2 separate regions of the Homo sapiens genome follow, and region 1 is linked to region 2. A link is an interaction called in ENCODE POLR2A ChIA-PET data of the cell type or tissue named here. Cell type or tissue: PC-3. All regions are shown on one strand. Region 1 overlaps ANKS1A (ankyrin repeat and sterile alpha motif domain containing 1A). Region 2 has its middle 45 kb from the start of TCP11.

Region 1 (2,500 bases), 62 kb after region 2:
TGAATGCCACAATTAAAGGTGCTGCCAAGGTAAGTTAGTACTATGCCCAACACCAATCAAAGAATGTAAAAGCACCCAGCATGAAATCCATGTTCATAATTGGTACTCCCCTGATATATTATGACATTTAATCACTCCAACTGCTGAAGGGAAAACTAGAGCCATTCACTAGAATTAAGGATGCTATGATAACCTCCTCAACTGGGGTTTTAAATGAACCTTGTGCTAACAGCTTTCCTGCTCTGAATGTAAAGCAGGAGGCAAGCGGAGAGAGGTGGGGCAGCCACCTGTGAAGGGCAGTCACTGAGGACATGGCTCTGTATTTCCAAAAGGCCTGGTTTCTGAATGAAGCCAACAAGCACTGGCCTGCCACACTCCACAGGAAACCGGCAGGAAACGCTCTTGTTTTATTCTGTTTAACAGAAAGACAAACTGATATCCAGGGATGACTAGTAAATCAACTGTGGAACTGAGAAGTGAGGCTGATTCCCGACTCGCCCAGGTTGGCAACCTCTGAGCAGTTTGCAGCCAGCCTTGAGGTAGAACTCAAAACAAACATCTACCCTAAGACCCATGTGTCAATGTGACATGAGGGTGGAAACAGAGGCCAGCAATGGCCATGTCAAGAGGGGTACCCAGGGGGTGGGGCACATTTACCCACCTATAAGCTCAATAGCCTCCTGCCAAGCCAACACCAATAAAAATAAAATGCTTTTACATATAAACAACTAATGTTTTCTTATTCTTATTTAAGATATAAATAGAAGTGTATTTTAGAAAATTCTTTTTGTTGATCTAAGACATAAAACAGGTAAAACAAAGCCAAACAGTGAAGCACACCATTCAGATGAGCCCCCAGCCCCTACTTCAACCAGATGGCTGCTCTTAAGCCCTCTTTAGATAGAATTCAGGAGCCACTCAACTTCCTTCAAGGAAACTTCCTAAGAGAAGGAATTGTGTCCTTTAACTCTACCCCCTGCACCCAGCACCTAGCACCAAGCTTGACACATAATTGGCACCTAGTAAATACCTGCTGATAAAGTAAAGTGCACGGTCCGGCCAGCCTGCTCAGCCACTGGCAGTGCAGCTGAGAAGAGGGCTCCAGGGAGGCCAGCCAACGCCTTTCTTCCTGTTACTCAGGGCGAGGCCGTTCCCAAGCCAACATTTGCCACTTACTCGCGGGTAATGAGTCCCACAGGCTATCGCCACCAGTGTCAAGTGAGCTGTTTCCCTCACTTTTTGTAAAATATCCCCTTTAAGTTTTTGCATCTGGGTTTTGGCTCAGGATGCCAGGATTCGTGATCAAGTCTGTCCTTAGCCCATTTGTCCTTCTGTGATGTCACAGGGATCAATCATCACTCGGCTCAGGCTTCCTCTCTTCGGCCTCACTTTTGTAGATCTGACTGCCTCTGACCAAGCTCACTTCAGATTTATGATGTTTTATTTCCTTTTCTAGCACAACAGTGAAGAAATGTAGACACAATTACCTTATTACATAAAATTTAGCAAATGATGCAATGATACCGGCCTGAGTAATACCAAGACTACAAAGGCTTAAAAATATCTTTTAATTAATGTAAGTGAGAGGCACTGTCTAAACTAAACTAAAAGGCACAGCCACAAATTTGACAAGGGTACATGGTGCTCCCCAGATGCAGACAGAACTTCCCACAAGCCAGGTCTAGACCCAGGAATCTTGTAATTTCTTGTTTCAGATGCTCTGACTAACGTCAATGAGTGCCCTGCAGGTCCACTTGCCTTCCCCAATGCCACTTAGGGTGTCCCTGAAAAACAAGGCTGGGGCTAGTGACTGTGGGATAGCTGATCCCACACTATTCACTTTCCAAGTCTGTCTCGGGTTTGACTCCAGACAGAGAACAAACATTCAAGAAAAAGAACCAAAACACTTACGGTGATGTCAAAATAGAAAACCACCCACAAAAGCTTATACACAATTTGCAGTGGATCACTACAATGAAACAAACACACATATGCTGTTCCTTGAAAAGGAGAAAGCAAAACTAAGTGGCAAAAGGTACCAAGGTAGCAAACTAATATACCTCTAAGAAATTCATCAGCAGACACACAGACACACCCCTGGTAAAAAGGGCACAGCAAACCTAAACCTGCAACATTATGTTCTCATAATGCCACATAGAGCAGTTGAAAGCCTGGCAATAGTAGGTGCTGAGTAAATGTTGCTTTGTGGAACCACCGACCAAAGGAACCTGAGTGTTAACACCACTGATGACTTCTAACAAGTACCTTAGTGGAGCTCTCTTCCAGGAACAGGGCCCGATCCTGCCGCTGAACAGGCTGCAACATCCAGCCTGCTCAGGTCCACCTGGGGAAGTGAACCCCTTCCAGAGCACAGAGAGACGTTAATGCATCTCTGCATGAGGACCAATAGACTCGTTCTTCATTGAGATCAATCTCTGTTTCCATCCTCAAGGGCCTGGCAGATTTTACATTGGAATCTTTGTCAGCGGTGAAACAAATG
Region 2 (2,500 bases):
AAAAGATGGTTGCATCCAACTTACGCTTCTGACAAAATGGGACCTGTTCACATGGCTAAATTTTGCTCCAATAACTAATCCAGTGAAAGCTGTGGAACAAAATTTTCGTAAACAGTTTAGCTTTTTAAAATCTCTTCATCCTTTTCCTTTTTTCTGTTTCAAAGAGTTTGGGGGTAACTCTTCAGTGTTTGCATTTTAACTAAGACCAACTGAACTGTATAAGAAGAACAGTCTCCAAGTGGCCTTGAATTAGCAGCAAATTTATCTTTTGTTTGCTGGTCTGGTTTACTTGAATAATCAACGTGGATGGGCAAGCATTTTGGCTGTGTGTGTGTGTGTATGTGTTTTTTTTTTTTTTTTTTTTTCTTTTGGCTTTTTCTGGTGCCTTGTGTCAGACTTAAGCAGTTTTTATGCTGGACAGAGAAACCTTATATTATTACTCTGAGCTAATGATTGTCACCTGTTTGGTCTAGAAGCCCAATTTTTTTTTTTTTGAGACGGAGTCTGGCTGTGTCACCCAGGCTGGAGTGCAGTGGCATGATCTCAGATCACTGTAATCTCTGCCTCCTGGGTTCAAGCGATTCTCCCGCCTCAGCCTCCCAAGTAGCTGGGATTACAGGCACCTGCCACCATGCCCGGTTAATTTCTGTATTTTTAGTAGAGATAGGGTTTCACCATGTTGGCCAGGTTGGTCTCAAACTCCAGACCTCAAGTGAGCTGTCTGCCTCGGCCTCCCAAAGTGCTGGGATTAAACCTGGCCCTGAGAACCTAACTTTTATAAGCATTTACCTAGTTCTTTTTCTTGTAGACTATTAATCCTTCAATTAACTGTTCTATCACCTTAAGTGGTTGTTAGACAAACCTAAATTTACATTTACAAAAGGTGTCTAGGTTGTTGGCTGCCATGAAGCTGTTGTAATTTGTAAAGCCATTAATTTGAAAGACCTTTAAGATAAAAAAAAAAAAATTGGCTGGAATGCCATTAGAAGAGAGTGTTATCTCAACACCAGCAGAAAAGTTAGCAGATTCAAAGTAGAGATCTTAGAAGGATCCATATGTTAACATTGTAGTTGGAGGGTTTGTGTGTGTTTTTTTTTTCTTTTTTAGAGGGTTTGACTAATGACCATTGAGCTCTGAATTTTCCTTCACGTAATTTGCCCATCAGTTAAAAAATATGCATAAGAATGGGCCATATTATATAGCTGGCTGGAGCCTCAGAAAACCTGGCATGCCTTAGCGTTTGTGAATCCCATTCCATTTCTTATTAATCTCTCAAGAGCAAAGATAATCCTGTAAATCCACCAGAGAATGTCAGGCGTCTGGACTGGTATTTTAGATCATGGCAACTGCCCTCATGGCTTTTAATTAGTCATCCACTAGTGTCTGCCATTTGGAATGTTTATTTTTGCTCTTGGAGAATTTCCAGAAATCAGCAAAGGAAAAGGGCCAAATCATTTACAGACACGCATAACCAAACCAAAATGAGACCAAAATTAGTGTTCACAATACTTTTAACCCAGGTGTGCAGATTAAACACACTATTAAATTAGGCATGCAGGAAGAACCAAAAGTAAATTCTCCAGAAAAGACTTGCCTCACAGATAGGATATAAATTCTGTAGAAACCAGAGCACTCAAACCAGAAGGGCCCTTGTCCTCATCCCAGAAAGGACTTTCCAGAAAGGACAAAAAGTCTTTTATCATCCCAGGAGGGAGGGATGTAGTGTCCTTTATTAAAGACAGACTTGTAACTGAAACAAATCCTCTATAAAGTGAAAAACAACTCACCAAAGAGAGGGAGTCTGAGAATCCTACAGGAGATTCACCTGGCTGGAAAAGGCAACTCATGAAGATGGAGAGCACAAAGGGCTCAGTCAGAATACACTCAGTTTCAGGGGCCTCTGATTCTTCTGAAGTGAGCCTGCCTCATCCCACTTCTGACAACATTTATGTCAATCTCAATAACAAATGGAGTGAGGCCCTCTAATAAAAGAAAATGATATTTATTTGGTAATAAGGTATTGCAATGGGAATACATGTGTGATAGTAAACCATGTGCATATTCAGGGACCTGAAGGAAGACAGAGGTTTTCAAAGGAAAAATGAGGATTACATAATTGTTTTGAGATAATTATCCTTGGCTACAAGGATCAATAACAACGGTGGGGCCAGTTTGGGGTTGGACAGTCAGTTGCTGAGCAGATGTCCTTGCAGAAGTATTTTTTTGGTATAAGGTTGTGATGGTCTTTGTGCTAGGTTCTAGTTTTCAAAAGGTTGTGGTCTTTTGTAATAATAGTTTTTGTTACCAGGCATTTATGCATGAGAACTGTCTCTCCAGCTTTTTTTTTTTTTTTAACACAAAAGTGACTGTTTTTTTTGTTGTTTTTTGTTGTTTCTCTCTTTCTTTCTCTCTTTCTTTCGTCTTTCCTTTTTTTTTTTTTTTTTTTGTGACACAGTCTCCCTCTGTTGCCCAGGCTGGAGTGCAGTGGCGCAATCTTGGC

Evidence for each region. Peaks named below come from ENCODE experiments on the same cell type or tissue, not always from the same donor. Only the 100,000 strongest peaks of a DNase experiment are listed, where the experiment ranks them.
Region 1: POLR2A ChIA-PET joins it to region 2 with 8 read pairs; 4 of 35 experiments call an interaction of 5 or more read pairs at or near these places.

Annotation. Positions count from the first base shown.
Region 1 is chr6:35,033,682-35,036,181 of GRCh38, reverse strand. The region is part of intron 11 of ANKS1A (ankyrin repeat and sterile alpha motif domain containing 1A); the gene reads right to left. Among named protein-coding and RNA genes, the nearest start is that of TCP11, 110 kb to the left of the region's middle. In PC-3, no CTCF peak of the experiment used is centred here; no DNase peak of the experiment used is centred here.
Region 2 is chr6:35,095,503-35,098,002 of GRCh38, reverse strand. It overlaps a transcript of ANKS1A not described here. Among named protein-coding and RNA genes, the nearest start is that of TCP11, 45 kb to the left of the region's middle. RefSeq lists a silencer at 1,305-1,505. In PC-3, no CTCF peak of the experiment used is centred here; a DNase peak (open chromatin) is centred at 1,362; H3K27ac peaks cover 1,353 bases.